Regions from separate parts of the Homo sapiens genome. Here region 2 is linked to region 1. The links are chromatin loops, found by intact Hi-C in ENCODE. Cell type or tissue: ascending aorta. All regions are shown on one strand. Each heading gives the region's core, and the rest is flanking DNA. Links, peaks and the distances in the headings are about the cores only. Region 1 has its middle 45 kb from the start of FIBIN. Region 2 overlaps LOC124902649 (a long non-coding RNA gene).

Region 1 (12,462 bases), core at 1,543-9,542:
AAGTAGACACATGGAAAGTTTTTTTAAAAAAATTATATCCAGATAGTCATTATTCTATGTCATTAACGTAGTCTTGGAAGGGAAGTTAGTGAAGAAAATTTGAGAACGCATTGTTTTACCAACAAGGAAGTCTAAATAGAATAGTTGCAAAATAGCTCATATGCTTTTGTTGACACGGATCATTTTTCTTTATTGCCTAGTTTTGCCTTTTTCCTTGAGAAGATATATAAAACCGAGTATGTTGCTGTGTGTAAAAGTCTTTTAATTAGGCTGCATGGTACAAAGCATGGTTCAGTGAAGGAAACACAGATGTTGGGGTAGAGAAGCACACCCAGTTTTATTGCCTATTTTAGCAACTTCTCTGTTCTGTGCCTGAAAACCCTAAGATTAATGCCAACTGTAAGAACTCAGCCTCCCAAGTGGTTTGGTGAAAGAAGACATCTCCTTCCTGAACTGACCTGAAGAAATCAGGGAGAAATCTCTCCTAGAAAACCAGGCAGGCTCAGACTCATTCCATGAACTTCAGAGCCCACTTTCATTGTCTCTATTAGGAATAAGTAATGGTGATAGAAATCAGCCAGATGAATTCAGATGCTTCATAAGATGGTACCAAAAATCTGCTGGATTTGAGGCCCCAATTCCCGAAGTTTAGATTTTAGGTAATTACTGATGCTTATTTGCTGTGGGAAGTGCTTCTTTTCTCAAATTCATTTTATGGCTGAATATTTCCAAGCAGAAAATAGGCACCAAATGTCCCCATGTGGCAATAAGTCCCTGTGTATTTTATCCAAAAAATAATGTTGAGTCATGTGTAATAAATACTCATCCTTCAATCTGCTAAGCATCCTGCAGTTCGAGAATTTTGTAATTTTAGACATCCACCCAAAAGAGGTGAGTGGGAGCCATGAAGCATATTCAGGAGGGCCCTTACCTTCACGCTCCAATATTTTCTATCCACCAATCTTAGTTCTGCCCTATGAAAGTACACACAATAAGCTTAATCCTGTGGCTACAAGGCAGGCTTTCAGATAAATTTAGACAGCTATCATGCCAGCACTAAACCCTTTCTTCCCTGAGTAAATGCCTCCAGAGCGCTGAACCAGTCCTTGCATAACATGCTTTCCAAGTCACTCACTGCTATAGACTAAATGTCTGTGTCTCCTCCAAATCCCTTTGTTGAAGCCCTAATCTTCAATGTGATAGCATTTAGAGATGGGGCCTTAGGAGATAATTAAGTTTAGGTGGACTCAGGAAGGCGTAGCCCCTGTGATGAGATTAGTGCCCTTAGAAGATGAAGAGATCAGAACTTGCTCTCTGTGTGCATGCACCATGGAAAGGCCATGTGAGAATGGGAGCCCTCACCGAAACTCTAACCATGTTGGCACCCTGATCTCAGACTTTCAGCTTCCTAAACTTTGAGAAATAAGTCTTTTGGTTTAAGCCATCCAGTCTGAAGTATTTGTTATTGTAGCCTAAGCTGACCAAGATACCAACCTTGTCCCTCTTCTCTGAATGTACTCCAGGTTATTCCTATTTCTCCAGAGCTAATATCAGCTAGAACTAAATATAACATGCTATCAATCCAGGGGACTGCCCCACCCCATATCCTTGAGGTTATGATTCTGCTTATGTGGCTTAAGCTTATATTCTGCCATATTTGAATAAACCTTCCTCTCTTTCCTTGGTACTCTCATTTTAAAAGATTATCTTTCCATGAGTATGGATGAGAGTTGACAGCTATCTAGTTACTAAATGTTGAGTATAAAGTATAACCTATAATAACATATATAATATATAATTTATTATATAAATTTATGAGAGCTATGTAACATAAATATTATAACATATATAATATAATGAAGAGAAGTAAGGTGCTTCCCTGCCTGAGAGACTTAGAGGCTAGTCTGAGACACAAAGTAAAAGCATCTAATTATCCTCCAAGTCAGCTATTTCCAAAGTCAGAGGAATAAGGCAGCTCATAGAGGGAAGATTCTATAATATGCTAAGGTAAGCAGGGATCGTTCTAGAGAGAACATGGCACTTGGCAATAGAATTGCTAGCTAGAGAGAAGCCTAACAATTCATTCATTCCACAAATATTTATTTTTACCTTATTACATTCCAGGAACTAAAAGGGAAAATCAATTTAATTAGGACTCAGAGAATGTCCTCATGTAACCTATTTTCTAGAAGCATCAAGGATTCCCCAAGTGCTCATACGCTTTTCTAAACAGGCCTTCTGGAAAGCAGATGAGAGTGCCAAAATCAGTTAACACTTCCTTTGCAGTAGTCCACTGAGAAGAAAAAAGACACATGAGAACTTTGCATCCACATCTGTCCCCAATTATGACTGATTTTCACTCTGCTCAGATGCATTTAATGTGGATACCCTTGTTGGCTTATGTGACTGAGTCATTGGCATTAGACCTGAAAAAAATAAAAGACACTGGTCACTCACAGGATGGTGATTATGCCTGGGCTCATCATGAAAGAACCCACCCATTGCAGGGATCTGTGCATGGTCTCCTCCTCATGGTCACCCTCAGAGACTAGAAACTAAGTCCAAATATAGAAAAAGTCCACCATGGATCTATTAGAATATAACAGAACTGAGAGAGATTTCAGAAAATATCTAGTGCCAAAAAGAGCAGTAGCTTTCTTTTGTTTTAATCTCATGTACATTCTTGGCATTGAAAGTACTCCAAAGAACAGAAGTGGCTTCTTGTAGCATCGTGTTGAGATGAAGTCTGACCCTGCAGATGGATTCAGTGGAATGTTTAGTAATTGATTAGCTATGACTGCCTTTGGCATAGAAGGAATAAGTTGGGAAAATAGTGCCACATATTTGCAATTTCGTTTAATGCCCTCATTATACAAATGGAAAAACTAGGACCAGAGAGACAATACCTTCCCCGAGGTCACACAGCTGGTGCAACATATTACCAACACTGGGATCAATAGGTCCTTCTGCCTTCCTACATATCTTCCTTTTTAATTTCAACCTTTGCTTCAGAAAAATTAATCCTAGACCCTAAGTCAGATGATCTTGAATTTGGTCCTGGCTTTGGTAACTAAAAAGATGAGCAACCTATTAGAATTTCTTACAGTAGTAAGTCCTAGAAGAGACCACAAGGATAGCCCAATCAATGCACTCATTCTGTAGGTGAGAAAATGGGTCCAGAGAGGTTTCCATGAATTAGTAGAAAAGCTAGGATTAGAACATATTTCCAAAGTCTTGTCCCTGATACTCCTTCACAGTGTCCTTTCTTATTTGTAAAATCTATTTATTAAATAAGAGTTCATTGGGTACCTGGTATGTGACATGCATTGGGCCATTGTCAGGGGGGATATAAGGGTAAGCTCGTGGTTTAGTAGGGGAACTGGTTGTTCAAATACTTTTCTTACAGTTTGATGAGTGCCAAAAAAAGGTTTGTGTAAAGGTGTAAAGTGTCACATAAAGAGAGGGAAGGAGCACTGAACTCTTCCTGAGTCATGACAACATTCACAAATAGGGTGAATGTTTTGTTGAGTCTTAAAGTATAAATAGGAGTTTCATAAGAATACAGAGTGGGCCAGGGCATTCCAGATAAATAGTACCACATGAGAAAAGGCACAGAAATATGAAGAGGCATGACATAGCTTAACAACCACGAGTCATCTGGAAACTAAAGAAAGGTACAAAAGATCTTGTGCATGACACTAAATGATTCAGACTTGACCTAGGAAAGCAGTGATGAGTCATTAGCATAGCAGAAAAAAGAGAGGGGCAGGATCAATTCCTTGCTTTGGAAAGATAATGATAATATTGTGAACAGAAGAATCAGAAGCTTAGGAGACCAGCTAGGAAAAAATTGCTGGGGACTATATGAGAGAAAATGGCAGCCTCCGTAAAGCTAGTAATGCTGTAGGAATGTGTAGAGAACTGACTCAAAGACCATTGCAGAGTTATAATCAATGGCCTTGATTTATGTTGGATACAAGAGCTAAGGGAGAGAAAATAACCAATAAATGAAAATAATGCATTATGTTTATCTTATAGGATATTACAAATGAAATAAGGTTGTGGATAAGAAAGTACTTGGGGACAAAAACAACAATACGCAAAGCTCTTTAATATGTAAGGCATTTTTATTATCACAAGATCTTATTATCAAATACTATGTTGGTTTGCTCTTTGGCACAAAGACATGGGTCAAATGCATTTTGAACAAAGAAACATGGCAAAAGGAAAAGTGCAATGTATGGCGTTGGATTTATCCATTTGCTCCTCCAATAGTCATTGGCAACATTATGGATTAGGCTTTGCAAAGTGGGAGAAACAGAGAGATGAACCAACCACACTCTCTGCGGAAGCATCAAAGGTTATTGTTTACATTTGCTTTAAGAAACTTACCTATTTCAGTAAAGAAGCACCCTCTCAGAGTTTCTCCAACCAAATTATATAATAGATCTTTGAAGAGAACTACCTTAGGTGAATGGCAGAAGATGTTTAAATGTGTGAATCTGGTTTAGCTGCTCCACCAATAAGCTGCCAAATTGAGCTTTTTGGTAATTATCAAAACATCTGTAATAGGATTAGTGTGTCAGAAACAGCTGCTGCTTTCTTGGTAGGAGAAGGAGGTGGGGAATTGGGACATGGACTTCACTTTAGCCCAGATGTTTCTCATTTGGAGAAAGGATAAAGGATAGACACTGAGTCAGTGAGAAGGCATCAAGACAAAAGTGAAAAAGGACATGATTTCAAATTGCACTGGCCCTAAGTTGACTCAAGTGCATACCATGGGCATGTGGTGAGCAAAGCTTCCCTGCTCTCCACAGTCCTGGGAGCTAGACTTGTTTGCCAAAAAATGTCCTAGTAAAAATATTTATATGAAAACAACACAAAGGCAGTGTTAAGAGCACTGCTGACCCCTTACAGTTTGACCTCATCTTTCCACCGCAATAAGAACTTGGAAAATCTCCCTCTCTATGTGAATGATGCAAGACTTGGTTACACTAGGTGGTTGAGCACTTCCTTCTGGCTATGAGCCTTCAAAGACGGGGAGGAGCATGTGGGAAGCTCCAGTGAATTACAGGAATACTTCCATGAAAGAGGCTGCTTCTGCTGAGAAAGGTTGTACAAGTTACTACAAAATTCAGACTCTAGCTCTCTACTTGTAGAGTAACCTGGTTGAATCCAACCATGTATTCAAGTAATCAATGGACAAATATTTATTGAGCACATACAATGTATAAGGCAATGTGCCAAATTCAAGGACAGCATGGAACGGGACAGACAAATTTCCTGCCCTTATTTGTCCTCATAGTCCAGGGAAAATATGATTGCTCAAGTAAGAATTTAAATTGCAATTGTCATAAATATTGCAAAAGACAGCTGACCAATGAATTTAGTCATGTCATAGTTTTTATAGCTTTAGGCTGTTCTGCATGTGTGCAAAGTGTTGGTCATTATGTTGCAGAATCCAGTAAAACCAGAATCTACTAAAAATGAGCCTTCAACTTCCATTTTTTAAATTAGAACATTATCTTAGGCCCTCCCGCTTTGGTACTACCTGTGACAATTTTCTGCCTTCCCTTCATCCAATATCTACTCAACTTCTGACTCATTAGTTCCCATTCTGTGTGCTTTTGTTTTTACTGATGAGAATTCTGTTTTTGCATCCATCATGCACAATGAAACACCCTTCTAGGAGAAGATTAGACAAGGATGACTTCACTTAACTAATGGTCAGTCCCAGGACAGAGCTAGACTCAGAGGGTGCCTTTAGGGATAGGGCTGAGCAAAGCCTTTGGCCAATTATGAAGGCAAGCCTTCTCTTTGATGACCCACACTTCCTCAGTAGGCACTATTTCTTCCTGTTCCTTTTTTTCTTTCTTTCTTCGCTTAAAACAACCTTTTTCCTTATCTCTAGCTTTCAAAATCATATTAGTTCTTCAAATACCACCTTAATTGTCACCCTTTCTATGGGATTTTCCTGCTTCCCACATGCCTGATAGGCAGCTCCTTTAAACTCCCTTAGTACTTTGTAGTTCTGTTGGGATATCAGAGCCTGTCTTATTTTATTTTGCTGATATTTTATTTTGCTTCTAACTAAAATGAAACTATCTCATTCATCTCTGTATTCTATGCAGCCAGTGGTACAAAACTTTACATACAGTATGTACTTAATTAGAATACTTTAATATAGATCTTCAAGTTAAAGTAAGCTTATTTTTGAATCTTGACACTGCCTTTTACAAGGAGACAATTCACTTATCTCTGGACCTGCTTATTCATCTCATCAAAAAGTAGAATAACAACAGTGACTTTATAGGGTTGCTAGGAGCAGCAAATGATGTGTCATATGGAAATCCCTAGCCTAGAATATGGTTCATTGGGGAATTCTATAAGTGTTTGTTACCTTTTCTTCTCAATATCATTTATTGAATTAAAAATGAATTGAAACTAAGGAAACTGAATTTGAAAGATATTGAATAACCCACATTTTCCCAAAATTCTACTTCACTTTTTTTTTTGTAATTCCGTTGTTTAGAGCAAGTGTCTGTAGTCAAAACCTATGGGCCAAATCTGGTCAAACACTTGTTTTTGCAAATGAAGTTTACTGAAACTCACTGTGCACATTCATTTACATATTTGCTATGACTTCTTTCACAATACACCTGTAAAGTTCAATAGCTGCAACAGAGATCTTATGGCCATGGCTGGCAATGCCTAAAATACTTAATCCCCTAATCCCTAGCCTTTTGCAAGAAAAGTTTGCCAACCCATGGTTTCTAGTTAAGTTGGGGCTCTTTTTTCAGAAAACTTCTATGAATATTCAAATATAGTATCTCCAATAGGTGATGTGTCAAGTCACTTGCACTTGTTGTCATATTACCTTAGATCAAATTACCAGATGAGATCTGAAAGCAAATAGTAAGAATTAAGGGAGAAACTCTGGCAGTGGCAATAAAAGAAGGGAAGTACTGGGCCAAAGATGTTGACTCACAAAATAGAGAAATAAGCTTTGTTTTGTGAGTAGGGGAGTGAAGAGCTGATAATCAGCCATGAAAGCAATGGTTGGTGAACCCAAAGAAATGAAATCTGAGTAAGAGGAAGAGCAGTGGCAATAGTAATACTAGTTACCCATCTTTACCAGAATTCCCAAGAACACAGAGATTGAGACAAAGGCTATATGCTAACGCCCCCCAAATTATTGAGACTGAAATCCCTGAAAACAGAAGTAAAATAAAGGGAGGAATGAGTCATGGAAAGGCTCAATAGCATGCTCATAGCAAGCACTGCTGAATGCTCAGTCCCACAGGGCATCTTGAGAGAACTGCCTGAAACTACTGCACTCTAGAGCTGTCAGGGAGCAAAAAGAAAGCCCAGCTCTGAGCTCCTGTTACTCAAAGTGTTCACAGGATATTGAGTCCACCTCATCTCAGAATTGCACCTTTCCACCTGGGGAAGCCAGAACCTGAGGCAGCAGCAGTGACATCCACGGCACAAGTCACGGCATGAGGGGTGAGCCCATAGGTGCCCGTGAGCCTCATCTGCAGCCTGCAACTGGCAGTCTTGCTGGCCTGGCTGAGTAAACCAAGGCACCAATGTGGGCACCTCTCAAGGTCTGTTGAGCCTCAGGGGCAACAGGGAAGCACTGGCATGGGAAGTACAAAGTGAGGCAAGCCACCGCCAGGTCATGAAAGCCAGCGACACAAGGCAGCAAGAAACTTCCTCACAGTGGGGCTGTTTGGCCAAGTAATAGAGTACCAAAAAGACACAGCCCCCACCATGGAGAGCTGCCATGTGGATTAATCGAAATCCAAACATCCCTTCTGTGGCCTGCAGGAAAACATTTGACATTGGGCAATCTTCATTGAGAGTCATCAGCCACATAGACAAACACTCACAGAATCTGCAGAGGCTCTTAAACTAAGGCCAGCACATTACAGCGACTGCTATTGAGCACCTTATTGAGCACCTGCTATAGCTAGGCTATCTTCAGACGTCTATATATTTTTAATCCTCAGGATACCACCATGAGGGCGAAACACTAGTCTGCACTTTACATATGAGTAAACCCAGGCCCAGAGTAGTTAAGTAACTTGTTCAGATACTTTCACTTATTTGGGGCATGTGGAAAAGAGACCAAATCCCTCCTAGGTGGCCCCAGGGAACAGAACTGAGGCCAATGAGTAGAAATTACTAGAAACCAGTACTGAGAATAGGAACTTTCTAAGAGTCTGAGCCAGTTTTCCAACAATCAGGAGAGAAAGTAAGGTGCCCACGGATGGCACTAATGAGTACATTGTGGATTTCTCTGGGAGAAAAGCAGGATTCTTTGCTCTGGTGAAGATTGAACTAGATGAAGCCAGAAGTTTTCCAGAATCAATACCAACACACTTTTACTGATGTCATTTTAACATCAATGCAGGAGAAGAAAAGATACTTATAAAATAATGGAAATATCCACCAGTATTCAGCTTTTAATATGTACCAAGCACTTGGCAAATAGCCAGATATATATATATATATATATATATAAAATTTAGTCTTCATAACAACTATGAGTTAATTATTATCATTATTGTCAATTCACAAAAGAGAAAACTGAGACCGGCAGAGGTAAATCACAGAACCTTGCCCAAGGTTCCCAGCTAGTAAATGTCAATAATTGACTGCCTGCTAAAGCCAGTGCTCTGCTCTGCTGCCTCAAATATTCTGCATTTGCCTGTTGTTCTGAACTCAAAATTTTGGAGCCTGAGCACCTGTGAAAGAAAAGCCACATGTAAAGACACTAGATGGGTCATTTTGGTAGATAAAGTTGTGTTTTAAACAGCTTTTACTTTTTTTCTGTCCACGTTCTCTGAAAATCCTTTCCTCATGAATCCTTTATTTTTCCATTACATTTAAACACCTCCCAGACTGTTTGCTGCCATTTAAAATGTTTTGAAAAGCATTTTTGCAGGTTTCTTCCAATGAAAAACTAACAAAGTCATCAAAAGACAGACTGTTTTTTTTCCCCGCCTCAGAGTAAAAATCACATTGGGGAACAACAAGGAAATTAAAATAAGAAAAAATAGCACTGGGAGCAAGACATTAGTATGACAAAGGGCTCATGACTGGTAATAATTTTAGGTGATACAGGCATAGTCAAGTCTGCAGAAAATAAAAATAAAAAAGGAGAAAAACTTCAGCATTCTGAAGCCTCTGGCACCAAAAAGCCAGTGACAAGATAGCCCAAAACTGCATCCATGGAAAATCACAGCTGCAGCAAACCGCAGGCTGATGGCTAAAAGCTACCGCTGCATTGTTTCCAATCTCCGCCTGAGACAGCACACATTTATCAGTGGTCTGTAATGCCTCGCAGCAAAAAATCTTTAACTGCTTAAACTATATTTTAATTTTGAAAAGACACATCTTGCTGCAATTTACTTTTTTTATTTTTCCACCCTAACAGAAATGTTTCGCCTTGAGTTATAATCTAACACTTTCCTCTTTTTGGGGTTGAGACTGTAGGCTCTGGAATCAGACTGCTCTGGTTTTTAATGTTGGTTCAAATACCTAATTTAGAGATGTGACCCTTAGATAAGTTACTTCACCATGCTAAATCTCCATTTCCTCATCTGTAAATAGAGATGATAGTAGCTCATTCCTTATACAGCTGTTACTTGGAGTAAATGAAATAATGTATGCTAAGTGCTTGAAACAGATCCCAGCACTTAGTACATTTTTTTAAAAAAATTAGCAGTGACTATCATTTTTCGTCCCCTTCTGTCCATGTGAAAGAAAGAGGTTATTTTTCTAAGGAAGTCAAAATCTGAGGATAGACCACGTATCAAACTGTTGAGGGCCAAACTTGTAAATAAAGTTACATAAGTTTCAGAAAAAGTTAATTTTCCACCCCACCTTCCTGTGCCCATCATCTCTTCCAACTTGTCCTTTTAAGATACTCAAAATTTCCATGTGCCTCAGATTCCAGTCCAAGATACATGCCCTCTGGGTGGGATACTCCCATGAATGTTTTCTCCAGAGACAGCTCAACTTCTACCTCTTGCTCTGCCTTCCACGATAAAGACCCTTCCTTGACCTGCAACTGTAATTCCTCTTTCTGTAAAAGGTTCTCATTCTCAAGATAATACAGGAATTATGAGAAGATTCAATGAGATGATACATGTAAAGTTCTTAGAGTAGTTGCTGGCACATAGTAAGACTAAGTGTCAGCTATTAATGTCTAATATTAATACTCCTCCTTTCCCCTTGACAAAAACAAAACTCCTTTATCTGTGTGGCCTCATGGCCCTTCTACTTACTCTCTGTTATATCAGTAGGTTATCCTGCTCATGCAGTATATGACTTTTTTTGTTTTTGAGACGGAGTCTCGCTCTGTTGCTCAGGCTGGAGTGCAGTGGCATGATCTCGGCTCACTGCAAGCTCTGCCTCCTGGGTTCACGCCATTCTCCTGCCTTAGCCTCCTGGGTAGCTGGGATTACAGGCGCCCGCCACCACACCCAGCTAATTTTTTCTATTTTTTAGTAGAGACGGGGTTTCACTGTCTTAGACAGGATGGTCTGGATCTCCTGACCTCATGATCCACCTGCCTCGGCCTCCCAAAGTGCTGGGATTACAGGTGTGAGCCACCGCGCCCAGCCAGTATATGACATTTTAAACAACTCCAATTCTTGGACCACAAAAGGATGAATGACTAATGGTGAGCACTGGGAATCTGACCATTATGGCCTCCTCCTGAAGTCACATGTGACTCTTGCCCCAATTTATTCGATATCTTGTCTGTATATCCCCCATCATAGCTCTTCTTATACCTAATTGCTGTTGTACGTTCCATGTCTCTCTCTCTCCCACTGGATTATGTGCTTCTTAAGGGAAAAACATTAATCTTATTTATCTATTTTTTTTCCAAAATCTCATAAAGTAGGTATAATATGCTTATTTACATTTTTAGATAGAACAACTCCTTGGGACCAAGTTTAAATCCTGGCACAAAGATAGCTACATCTTGAGTCTATAAGGGAACCAAGTCGTACCCCTTACAAGTGGCAAAATCAGGTACGTTATATATATGTGCACAATTTAAGCAGTTGGATCTACTTTGCTTTAAAACCTGACACTCTACTGGTATACTACTTTGCTTCTAACTGAACAGCTACTGCCGTTCTATTCTAATGGGGGCCATTTAACAAAAAATGCAGAGACTGTCATAGAAGTCTGTGATTGCCTGTGGCATTTGCCTATCTCACCCTTGACTAGGCCTCTACTCAAGCTGTTCACTGTGATGCAGGATCTACTGGCAGCCCTTGAGCCTGGTTGCTTAGTATATTAAGCAATATACTAATGATTATATATGGCATTATCTATACTTTATTTCTGGCATAAAAACTTTTGCTTTTTGATTTTTAATAGAAACCAGACATCACGTCATTGATGTGTCATCAAAAGCAGTGCCAGACTTCCTGTTCTCCCTGGGAAGGATTCAATGGCTAGTGAAAAATACATAGAGGAGGTCACCCTGGGGATTCAGCCCAAATATACACACGCCAAAAAAATGCCAAATCCAGGGCCTCAAGATATGAATTCAGTTTTGCACAGATGCAACGGGGCAGCTTCTGAACTGAACTGCCAGCAAGCCTCGGATTTTCATTCTTTGGTCAAATAGGGATGTTCCAACATTATTTCAATGTCTGTGCCATAAGCAAGATTCACAGAGGTGAAATACGTGTATATTTACCCACATATATAGATATGGCACCTTCAAAGAACAAATATATAAATGGTTCAATCTTCCAGAATAAATTAAAATTGTATAATTATAGAGGTAACAGATGTGTCCTGACATACTGGTGGAGTACATAAATAGTAGAAGACTGTGTGTGCATTAGAGTCTGAGGAAAAATAACTTTATGAAATTCTGGTACAAATCATGTGTACAATTTCTCCTTTTTGTAATATCATAAAATATTAATATTACTGACTATTGTTAATCAAGTTGTACCAAAGGGAGCTACACATTTTTAAGGAGGTTATCTCCAAGTTTGCACTCAGGAAAAAATATATAACATTTGCAAACTGCATAACTTAAATGGCCTTGCATACTCACTCTATCAAATGCATTTGGGAAGAGGTTCATTCCTTTGTTAGGGTCTAACATAATTGCCTATGGGATGTCCATTGTAAGCTAGCCTTGAGGAGCCACAAACCCCATACTTCAAAATATTATAAAGAGGCTGGTGCTATGAAGGAGGTCAGAAGCCTGCAGAAACTCCAGTATAAAGCTCAGAAAAAATGTCTGTGTTTGTTCATCCTCAGGGCATTCCTACTCCAGGACAAGGGGCACTTGGAGAGAGTAAAGTCTCCCACCTTCCAAAGGCTACAGGTAATAAGGATAGTATCTAATAATGTTTGATTGTTGTATTTATTTGGGCAATAATGAGGGTGTGAAACCCTTTGGTTAATTTTTATGAT
Region 2 (12,462 bases), core at 1,835-9,834, 110 kb before region 1:
AACATTTAAGAACAAAATCCAAAATGTCTTGGGAATCTAAATTTCAGGTATGTAGATTCTCGACTCCTATTTCCATAGCAATTCCTCTCAAACTTTCATGTGCCTATGAATCACCTGTGCATCTTATTAAAATACAGTTTCTGCTTCAGTAGGTTTGAAGTAGAGCCAAGATTCTTTATTACTTTTAGGTTGGTGCAAAAAGTAATTGGTTTTGCCATTAATGGCACAATTACTTTTTGCACCAATGTGATAACAGTCTCCCAGATAATATCAATGACGCTAGTCTCTTGTCATGGGGTGGCCAACCTACCCAGTTTGCCTGGGAACTATGAGGGTTTTTCCTAGGATATGGAGTTTTTAGCTAAACCTGGAATGGTTCTAGGCAAAATGGGATGTGTAGTCATCCTATAGGACCACATTTTGAATACAATAACCCTAGGTTATACCTGAAATTCAACAAAATAATTTCTGATCATGCTCAGATAATAATTGTTTATAATTGAGGACAAGAGGTATATAATTGTTTATAATTGAGGACAAGAGGTACACTCACAGGTTTACCCTAATCACAAAGTCAGCCTTTTGGCAGAGAAATGTGAAGTGTGTAGTGCAAGAAGTTAACTTTAGCAATAATAAAACCCAAACCTAAATCAACTCCTCTCTAGAATGACTGAACCATCATATTATTGGCCCAAAAGTAGAAGTGTAGCCATTTCCCAGTAAAAATATTCTCTCTGTCTCTATCATGAGGTCCACAATTCAGTAAAAAATTTTGAAATACACAAAAAAATTTTGAAAGACAAAAATTAATGAATCCAGACTCAGAGATATTGACACTATCAGATGAGAACTTTAATGTAGCTATGATTAACATGTTAAAGAATCTAGTGGAAAACCTTAACAACATGAATGAACAGATGGGGAATTTTAGTTGAGGGAATGAAACTTAAGAAAAGTCAAATGGAAAAGTTGAAATAAAAGACATTATATCATAGATGAAGAAATTCTTTATAGAGCTCATCAGTAGACTTAAGATAGCTAAGGGAAAAAAAATCACTAAACTCTAACTGGGTCAATATTTAGCCATAAAAAGGAATAAACTATTGATATACTCAACAACTCAGATGGACCTGAAAGGACTGATTTTGAGTAAAAATGAATAAATAGAAATTGTCCAAGCCAAAACATTGGGAAAAAGAGTGAATTCAAACAACAACAACAACAACAACAAAACCCAGAGCACTTAATGTTAATATTCTAAGGTAAGTGTAATTGGTGTGCCAGAAAGAGACAAAAGAGAAAACTGGACAAATAGATATTTTGTGATAATGGCTGAGAATTTTTCAGAAATAATGAATGACATCAAACCATATATCCAAGAAGCTTAAATCTATTTACACAATAAATAACACAGACACACACGCACACATACACACACACGTAAATACATCATAATTTAACAACTGAAAACTAAAGACAAAGAAAAAATTTGAAGGCAGTCAGAAAAGAAATGCAGCACATATAGAACAACAAAGATATGATTTACAAAGGACATCTCGAGCATATGCAAACTACAAGACAATAAAGTAACATTTAAACTACAAGAAGCTTAAAAACTCCAAATATAATATTCAGCAAAACTATCCTTCAAAAATAAGGCAAAATAAGTAATTTTTCAGACATACCAAAGATGAGAGGATTTATTGCCAGGAGTCTTGTGCTTCAAGACATGTTATAGAAAGTTCTTTAGTCAGAAGAATTACGATACAAGACAGAAATGTATATCTATACAAAGGAATAAAATGTGCCTGAAACGGCAAAAATAAAGGTAAATATGATATCAAAGACATTCTCTGTATGTTTCAGAATTGAAACTGTATTTGAATGCCTAAAGCAAAATAGTAATAATGTATTATAGCATATATATATAGTACAATGTATGACACAAAGGATGTGAGAAAGGAATTGGAATTATTCTACTGCAAAATAATTGCACCATATGAGAAGTGGCATATTATTTGAAATTAGACTGGTAAATTAAAGATGTACATTGTAAACCCTCTAGTAACCACTAAAACAATGAAAAGGAGAAATAGCTAATAATTCAACAGTGTATTTTAAATGGAAGCACAAATATAACCCAAAAGATAAAAGAGGCTGGGCACAGTGATTCACACCTGTAATCCCCTCACTTTGGGAGGCCAAGACAGCTGGATCACTTGAGCACAGGAGTTCAAAACCAGCCTGGGCAACATGGTGAAAAAAAAAATTAGCCAGCATGATGGTGCGCACCTGGCCAGAACTGTGAGAAATAAATTTCTATTACTTTTAAATTACTCAGTCTAAGGTATTTTGTTATAGCAGCAGGAATGAGTTGAGACAAGTTACTTACAACATGGTAGCTAGCTTCTCTCAGAGAAACTGAGGGAGAGGAGAGAATAAACAGACAAGAGCAAGGCAGAAGCCAGTCATTTAATCTCAGAATGTAAATCCCATAACTTTTACAGTATTCTCTTTCTTAGAAGCAAGTCACTAGGTTCATCCTACACTTAGGGAGGGTTACCGAAGGGCATGAATACCAGGAGATGAGGATCATTGAAACCAACTGAGAAACTAGTACAAAAGGGGAGAGAACTTTTAAGAAAATAGTTAGAAATAAGTTTAAAATAAAGTCCCTGAGAGGAATAACCATGGAACTTCCTTCTTGTTCAAGATTCACTTTAACTGTTACCTCATCTGTAAAACTGTCTTGACCTCCCATGCTTCTCACCATAAGAGAAAAGTAAGTCATTAGTTCTGTTTCCTACAGTGCTTAGTGCCAATTCTATCCTGGTACCTATTACAGTGGATCATAATTTGTTGACATGCCTGTCTCTCCCCCAAGTATGTGAGAGGTTATGAGGGCAAGCACCACCACTCACTTGGCTTGCTCTTGCTCCATGAGTATTTACTGAATTAATGAAGCTGTAAATTCCAGATCACTGGGTAGTCCTTGGAGGACAGACTGAGTGAGAATACTGAGTATCTAAAGGTTAAGTGGGAAATATTAGGGCTAGAGAATATGAAAGAGCACAGCATAGAAGTGGCTGAATATTCAATCCTGTGCTAGAAGTCTTTCATTTGCTCTCCAGGTCCAGGCTCCACATTTCTTCCTCCCTCTTCTGTGCTCTAGGAGCCTAAACCCAAGCAACTATAGCATAGGCTCCCTAGCCCTCTGGCTTCTAGTTATACTCTGCCAATGGGGGACACCAGCCAGAAACCAGAGGCAGGAACATAGTGTAGCAAGGTATTCATTTCGCTGGATGGTTACCTGCCAGTTTTCCACACAGCTCGCTTCAGGCCTCTTCCTCCGTACAGCTTCCCTCTTTCTGGCTCCTGGTAACTCTACTCTGCCCTGGTCTCTTTAGCTCAGTGGCAGTCCCAGCACCCCCACTGTCACTGGCCCTTAGGGAAGACACTAGACTTTGCTATGCTCCCTAAACCTCGCCCACATCTTTCAAAATAGTGCTTTTATTCATTTCTACTCAAAGTGTCCACTTTGAGTAGAGCCACCTGTTTCCTGACTGAACCCTGACTGAGAGTTCCTATAGAGAGCCAGCCTATTCTGGAATAATAATAGCAAAAATAATGGAGAGAAAAACTGATGTTGCTGCATTCTATGTATTTCAAAGTAGTAAACAAAATAAAAATTGTCCCTGGCCTCACAGAGCTTGTGGTCTAATAGTCATCTCTTCAATCATATCCAGAGGTTTGTATTTGTTTTTTTTTTTTCAGATTCGGGGTTTTAATTGTATTTTTAACCGACAACTAGTCATTGTATATATTTATGGGGTACAATGTGATGTTTTGATATATGTGACATTATGAAATGAGCAAATCAGGCTAATTAGCATATTCATCACCTCAAATATGTACCATTTGTGGGGAGAACATTTAAACTTCCAGGCTCAAGGGGACAAACACCATATGATCTGACTTACATGTGGAATAAAAAAAAAAATCAAACTCACAGAAGCAGAGGGTATGCCAGAGGCTTTGAGGCTGGGGTGAACAAGGAAGGAGAGATATTGGTCAACAGGCACAAAGTTTCAGTTAGATAGGAGGAATAAGTTCTGGTGTTCTACTGCACAGCAGTGACTATAATTAATTACAGCAGTGTATTGTCTATTTCAAAATAGCTAAAAGAACCAGTTTTTAAATGCTGTTAGTAAGATCAAATGTGAAAGATCTGTTTAAACTCCAGACAAATCATCTAAGACTTAGGAGGAGAAAAGGAGAGGGTTAATTGTTACCTACAACTTGTGGGATTATATACTGCAAGGGGTAATAGTCAACTCACTACTCAATAGGGAGAAAAATTTTAAAAAGAGACTAAAACCAACATAGAAAATTGTGTGTAGGTTCATAATAAGTCAGGCAGGTATAGTTGAAGATGCGGATAACAACTAAAAGTTATCGAGCTCTAACTAAGTCCCAGGCACTTAGATATTTGATTATACTTGTTCCTCACAAAACACTCTTAATCCTCACAAAATATTACTTATGTTTTAAATATGGGGAAATTGAGGCACAGAGAAATGGAGACCCCTGCTCAAGCAGTCAGGGGGTAGGGAATCTGAGTATAAGCCTGGGACCCATCCTCTTAAACATGACTCTAAATTAAGTAAGGATAAAGGAAAATATTGTATTACCTAATTGGTAGCATCAGGCACTAACACATTCTAAAGTACTTGGTCATCTAATCCGAAAATAGTTTAGGGTGCTTAAAAGGCTTTTAAGCATCAGTCATACACCAAAGATCTTTATTCACTGGAGCCAAGAGGCAGAAAGTAAGTTCCAGTTTTCATTTATTCATCATTTCACTCTGCCCTTGGACTCAAAAGAGCCCATGCCACCTCCTGATGGAAAAGCCCAAGTTACGTTTGGGAATTATAATTTCTCTTTTTCTGATTCTACTTACTGGCAGGGTAAAATATGTAGAAAAAAAGTGTTCCTCCATTTGCCTTCTTAAATACTTTCTCTTGTTTATAAACCTAACAATCATCTATCAGCAATGCTGTTTCTACCCTGCCAGAACAAGGCCTCAGGAAACCATTTCCTCTGGAGCAATTCCAGAAGGGCTCAGTGAGCACTCAATACCTTTTACACTGATGGACTGTATGGGTTTCTTGCTCTCAGCCCCTGTAGGATTTGCACATTTTGTTTTCATGCCCATCACTCATGGACAGAAGTAAAAATATGCTATTTACCTCTTTCCACTTATGTAGACCTCACATTTTGTTTCACCTTAGTGGCAGTGAGGGGGGAGTTTTGTTCACATTTAGCAAGTCTGGGCTGCCTATTGTGCACAACAGCTATTGCCCAATTGCAGTTTATGGAGAGTCTAGAACCTTTTTTTTTTCTTTTTATGCTACCAAGGGATTAATGACAAAAAAATTGGCAAAGAAATTGCAGTCTGCAAGTTATAACCAATATGAGTTGATGAAATCCAGATGTGAAAATCTCCCTCCACCATCCTATGCCTTCCACAATATAGGTGTATGACCTCGGTGAAGGCAGGGCTTGTAATTGCTTTTATTTGGAGACATGTGGGCTCTGCTTCCCCCCAACCCCCACCTTCTTTTCCCACTTTGAAGGAAAGAGTGACTTGAAATGTATTTTTACACTTACTAAAACGGATGTGGAAATAAAACTTTAATTACTGGAAAAACTATTAAGAAGAAGTATATTTTATTCTTCCAGAGCCATGAGTTTTTCAGAGCAAAGTTGTCTTAGACCACTTCAGTTACCACAACCCCAGGAATCAATGGAAACCTCACAGACTGGGCAGAGTCTCTGCCTTACCCTCACAGTGATCACTGAGATTCAAGGATGGAATGTTCTAACACATGGCTCATCTGTCTTGCAATTTAAACCTAATTAGACTAACTTTTTTCCCCCCAATTGCCCTGCTTGTTTCCATGGCAGTGCAACAATCATTCTAAAACTTGGTGGCTTGAAACAATAATAATCGTTTTCTATCTCTCACAATTTTATGGGTCAGGAATCTAAGAGAAGCCAATATGGGCCTTCTGACTTGGGGTCTCTGATGAGGTTGCAGTCAGACAATGGCGAGGGCCAGGATCATACTGAAGACTTCCTCCCTCACATGTTCTGATGTCTGATCTGAGAGGACTGTAGGCTGACTTATCTGGGACTCCTTGGGCATCTGTAACGCTATGGGGTGTCTTCACATGTTCTCCCCCGTATGGGGGCTTCAGGGTAGCTGAATTTTTACATGTTGACTTAAAGTTCTGAAGATAAATGTCCCAGAAAGGTCACAGCCAGGCTAGGAAGACATAGTGTCACTTCTGGCATCCACTATTAGTTGAGACAGTTATGAAGGTCCATCCAGGCTTGAGGGGAGGCGTGGAGAGAGAGGGTAAAAATCCTGCCTCATGATGGAGGTCTATCGATATTATATTGTAAGAAGAATGTTTGAGATGGTTATCTTTGAAAAAATGCCACAGTATGCCACATCCCTTAAGAAACAATATCCCTGAAAAAAAACAACATGCTACTCATTATGTCAGATTTTTAATATCTAACAGACCTAGTTGTCTGACTACAACTTGTTAAATCAGTTAAAAGTAGAATTTTAGATATTCAGTTTTTTTATTGCAGAGCTACTCTAATTGGAAGCCTATACAGAGGCAAGCTCTCAACAATTAATTAGGAATCCATGAACTTGTGTGGCATGTAAGAAGCATGGTTATAATATGGTTATAATAAAAATGGGAAATAAATTAAGATCTTTGGGCATCTACTATGTGTCAGCCACTGTCATACATTAGTTACCTAAATTATAATCATTAGTCAAACAAACATTTATGAAATGTCTCCAATCTATCAATACTAGTTGTGAGGAAGATCAATACGATAGACCTCATTCAATTCTCAGGAAGTGGAACAACAGAAACTCAGATTCTCAATTTTATGTTATTTCTTCTGATAAGCTTTATTTTTATGGATTTTACACAATAATAGGATGCCAACTTTCAAATTATTGGATGGACTCTAAGTCTACCTGAGTATGGAAAAGGGATTGGTCAGAAAAGACTGGGCATTCAGAGATGGTCTTCATCTTTATCCTTAGGTCTATGGAGTGAAACTTGAAGCAGGAACTAGGCTAAAGGGTGGATAAGTAGAAAGAGGAGACACAAGGAGAATAGCATAACTAAAAGTGAAAAGACCAGTGTGTATACAGCCTTTGTTCCAAGAGCAAAGAATAGAAGCTAAGTAATATTTTGAGTGTGATGTCAACATTTCAGTATTTTATTTTCAATGGCATTCTTTTTTTAGCTTGTTTGGTAGGAGCAAGTACCTAAGTCATTATGAGAAAAGACAGATATAACCCTTCCATTAGAAAATAAAATTTAAAAAAATCATGATGGTTGGGGACTAACAAACCATTGACAAGTACTTAGCTTTTAATTTTCTATATTTTTATATTTCTCAGTGATGGCTGTTGCTCTTCATCTATCACTTGTTCAAAGCACACATTTAAGATATTAATTACACCAATAGGATGAACAGGAGGTAGAGAAATAGTAGAGGTTTGTTGTGTTTTCTTATCTACATGTGAACACTGGGACCTCATTTCTATAAGGACAAGAGAATTCTGTGTAAACCAGTTTGAATGGAATGAATATTCATAATAACAATATCAATTACTATTTATTTATTCATTGCATAAGATGCACTTAATTTTATACTATAACCCTATAAAGTAGACGTTATCATTTCCTTTCACAGATAAGGAAACTAAAGTACAGAGAAGTTAAACAGGCTACCCAAAGTACCAGCTAAGAAATGGCAAAGGCATTATTTTGAGCCCGTGCCACTTGACTCATTCCAGGATGGTGCTTCAGTATGGAGGTGTTAATGCTTTGAGTCATTGTCCCAATGGGAAGATGGTTTTCACTAATGCAGCCAACTACTATGATGGTTAACACCAATCCTCAATCCAGTGGTTCTGGCATCACCATTTACTAGCTGTTCAGACTTGAGCAAGTTAGTTAACCTCTGTGTAGCAAAGTTTATTAAGATTAAATAATTCATATGAAACAATTGTAAAAATGGCTACCCTAAAGGAAGTGATCAATAAAGGTGCTATTACTACACTAACATTGCTTTATTATCACTATATATTTACAAGACAACTGGCTAGTATTAGAGGTACAGTCTGGTCTAAAAGCAAAACAGAACCTTCCTTAAAAAAATGGTTTGGAATCAATAACAAGTTTATCTAGTTGATGGGCTACATGGTTGAAGAACCTCTATAACTAGTCATCAGTATTAACTGTTAAAAGGGTAGATACCATAGGAAATAACTGTCGATAAATGTGTAGTCTCTGCTTGCAGTCCCATCATATGATGGTCCCATCACAGAACCAACTGTGATTCTGCATAATGAATTTCTATTTTTTACCATTTGAAGCAACTTGAAAGAACGATTATTGCCAGAGAATAATTTTTTGGTGCAGAACTTGAAAGAAAAAAATGTGACAAGGAAAGGGAAAATTTCTATAATTTTACCTAAAGTACAGAGAATTACAGTTATTACTAGGAGAGAAATTATTTAGATACGTTTCTTGCCCTTAAAAAAATAGTGTTGCCCCAATAACATACAGGGAGCCCAGTTGAATTTTAATTTTAGATAAACAATACATACTTATTTAATATACATATGTCCCAAATATCTCATGGGGCTTATTCCTACTATGAAAATATTTTTGTCCTAAATACAAATTTAACTAATGTCCTATGTTTTTATTTGTCAAATCTGACAACTGTGCTTAAAATGATCATGATTAGTCATTATCTAATGAGCTCAGGTATTTTCCCATTTGCTAATTTTACACTTAAGTGTGAGGCAGTATGTAATGTCAAGCTCAGGAAGTATAGAGCCCTAGGCTGTGTATGATGTGAAGTGAACAATCATAATAAGGTGTGCAGACTGAGTTCAACCTCCCACTCTTATCTCTTATCTTCCCTATCATGTACCCTGCATTTCCGTTGAAATGTGAAATGTGTTGATTCTATAATCCTAAACTTCCCTTTGCCCATTATTCACTTTCTTTTCTTTTCCCAGGAGTATCCTTCCCTGTCATCTTCTTTCCATCAAATTCCTAACATTCTTCAAGGGCTATTAGAAATGGATGCTTGCTTACCTATCGCATGTCATAGAGTTGTGTGGCAAAGATCATGGTTTTTACAGTGGAATGACAACAGAAGTGAGGTATTTTCTTTCTGGGCCAGGGTGGTCAAGAATAAGTATGCCTTCTCCACTTTTTGTCCTCTTTTATTATCTACAGACAGACAAGCATGATGATCTTGGAAACTATGTTGAAGATGGGGAACCGACAGGATGAAAGGATTCTGCGTTTCTGTATCACACTTTTGAGGAGAGGTACATGAGGATCAGAAACACTTGTTAAGAATGTTACAGAGCCAAGAAATTAACACGTATTTTTTTCTAGTTTTGTTATTGTTTAGTGTTAGCCTAACTAATATAGGCCATAATTAATTGTTTCTTACTCTGTGAAGCTTTTGTACATTAAATAAATAAGAATATCATTAGGCATTAAATACAAGTTTAAGTGCCATGGATTTTGCATTGGAAGAACTCACTGAGTAGTAGACACGCAATTATAATAAGGAATTACATTTTTGAGGGCTGTGTTTCACATACTGTGATAGTCACTTTACCATATTATTTCATTTGATTCTCATTTTAAAAATGCCTTTAGAAAGATGTGATGATGATGATTATTCCCATTCTACTGATAAACTGAGACACAAAGATGTTAAAAAATTTGCTGAAAGTCAGAAAATGAAGTATAGAAGTCAGGTTTCAATCCTAGGCAATCTGACCATGCTGAATCAATATTGAATTTCACTATGAATAATGTTATTGTATGGAAGAGTAAGATCACAAATAAAGGCTGGCTAGTTTTACTGGAGCAGGGTTATCCAGAAAACTTGCTTGGAAAAGGTAATTCTTGAGCTGATTATGAAAGGATAAACAATTATGGAATTATAAAGGCCTCACATGTCATACTCAGGCATTTGTATCTACCCCCCAAAATGGTGAGGAATCCTCGAAGTGCTAAGGGAAGGAGTAACAGAGTCAGCTTCATGTTCTTTCCAGGATTCTTTCCTGATATTTTTGAGAAAATATCCTTACCTGTCCTATAGTGCAAACACTTGTTTTTTTTAAGGAACTCAAGGAAGTCAATTCTTTCATGAAGACTTTACTGGAAGGCACCTACTTGTTCTGAACTCTTTGTGCTTTTTTGTTGTTGTTGCTTCCTTTTTACTGCTGGATCTCTGAGGAAACATTCCAGCATGTCACCATGTCAGTAGCCAAATCAGACCGATGATGAGAACAGCATGCTATATTAGTAACAGAAAAACAAGGCTGTAAACCCTGTTTCAAAGACTTCATGTTGCTCTTGGCTATCGCTGGGGAAAGGCTTGAGCCAGGCATATGAAGTACAAAAGCACGAAGGCTGCTTCAGATCTGTGATTGGGTAGCACAGAAAGACTTGAAACAAGCATTAAGATAAGTTCCCAGAAGAGTTTCTGACATGTAGTAGGCATTCAATTAATATACTTGGAATGAATGAAGATGAAAAGAGACTCTTTCCTCATCCCTGTACTGGTACCAGTGGCTATAAATTGCTCCGCAGGTTCTCCTTAACCATGTGTTATAGGTTGGGGAGAGGTATCAGGCAGGTGGGCAGAAGCAAAGGAGAACATTTACCAATAATCTGTTACCCTAAGATTAGACTTCCAAATGTCTCATCCACCAAACATGAAATTAAAAATGAAAGTTGAAAGATCTTTGTTAGGCCAAAAGTTAACAATTTTGCCTTGTAGAAGAGATTGCACCATTCATATTTGGCAACAGTGTTAAAGATTATATGACTAGGTTGGACGTTAAATATGGTGCTAATTAAGCCAGAGGTCAGGGTTTATTCACTGTATGGGCCATTTGATTTTTCTGTGCCTAGCACATTGTAGGCATTCAATGAATGCTTATTTATTGAAACAATATAGGAAACAGAACTGTGTGGTATGCAAAGGAGACTACCTATTTAATATGCTTGACAGGCAGTTTCTCTACAGCAAACTAGGAGCAAGAGGAATGAATGAGGCAGTGTATTGTAGGTGACATTGATTCAAGCAAGTAAGGAATGTCCAAATATTGGTCTTGCACCTTAGCTGTGGTATGACATTAGGCAAGATGCTTGGTCTTTCTAAGCCTTTTTTTCTTCTATAAAATGTAAACATTTTCACCTGTATCATAATGTCATTTGAGGATTAAATTAGCTAAGACAAGTAGATATTTGATAAATGTTAGTGAGAAGGGAACATTAAGTTTGAGGCCACTAAGCCCCAAGGACAGAGCTGATCATCTCCAAGGGCTCACTAATTAGACCAAATGGGTTGTTCATGGCCATCATCCAATTTGACTGGTTAGTTCTATTACTCGCCATTACTAAATATTTTGCCTCTCATTTCTGCCTTAGGAAATCATTATATCACACAGGGCAATAAATCAATACCTTTTAACTATGACCTCAGGTCATGAAGGAGAGCAATGAATTACATTCCAAATGTTCTAAGAAGAAAGTAGGTAATGCCTTTAAAGGAAGATGTTGGTCTTCTCTGAATGAATATTTTCCCCTACAGATCAAATAGTTAATCATGATTTATGTGGGCAATTCACTTGCTAGAACGTTGAAATCCCTGATGAGGCTACATCAACGAATGTTCTGGTGGTGGCTATGCCTCATTTACTCTTAAAGGAATATGCTCCAGGAAAGGCATAGGTTCAGATAAAAAGCAGTCTTGGGTTTGTTGAAATGAAGTAAGCATTGAAGCATCAAGGCAAGAGCTCCTGAGAGCAGGGCTGGGGTGTGGCCTGAGAGCAATGCCAGCAGGGTCTTATGTAACAGAGGGCCTGTTTAACTCCAGCAGGAAACGCTACGTCCAGACGACACCCTGCTTCCAGACGACTGCCAGGTAGCAGGCTGACTGCCTCTTTTCTTCTCTCTTCCCCATGAAAGGGAGACCCAGAGCAGAATTTTCCCTCACAGCCTGAATTTATTAGATTTTTTTTCTCCCAACTATGCTGTGGAGGTTGAATTGCCCTCATTCATAAGCTGACTCCAGACCAAAAGAAAGAGACAGCAGGATCCAGCTATTGCACCTAATAAAATGTGTCCACTGGAAATCATGAGAGAAAATTGGATGAACGATTCTAAATAATAAGGGTCCTCAGGAACCTGCACTGGAATGCCAACACGTTTTACAGGTTTGGGAGTATAAAGATGCTTTGAGCTAAGCATTAAAAATAAAATACCCCCTCACCCTTGATCACCAGTTCATCTCTGGTTTCTGATGATTCTCAAG

What was found. Peaks named below come from ENCODE experiments on the same cell type or tissue, not always from the same donor. Only the 100,000 strongest peaks of a DNase experiment are listed, where the experiment ranks them.
Region 2: a loop joins it to region 1, with 6 times the contacts of the local background. A loop is called at or near these places in 8 of 110 quality-filtered maps.

The regions. Positions count from the first base shown.
Region 1 is chr11:26,942,756-26,955,217 of GRCh38, forward strand. No RefSeq gene overlaps it. Among named protein-coding and RNA genes, the nearest start is that of FIBIN, 45 kb to the right of the region's middle. RefSeq lists an enhancer at 7,044-7,544. In ascending aorta, for the core only: no CTCF peak of the experiment used is centred there; DNase peaks (open chromatin) are centred at 4,806 and 7,650; H3K27ac peaks cover 6,664 bases.
Region 2 is chr11:26,837,224-26,849,685 of GRCh38, forward strand. LOC124902649 (a long non-coding RNA gene) reads left to right here. Exons shown (of 3, transcript XR_007062629.1): 2 at 9,134-9,451. Among named protein-coding and RNA genes, the nearest start is that of SLC5A12, 120 kb to the left of the region's middle. In ascending aorta, for the core only: no CTCF peak of the experiment used is centred there; a DNase peak (open chromatin) is centred at 5,108; H3K27ac peaks cover 7,805 bases.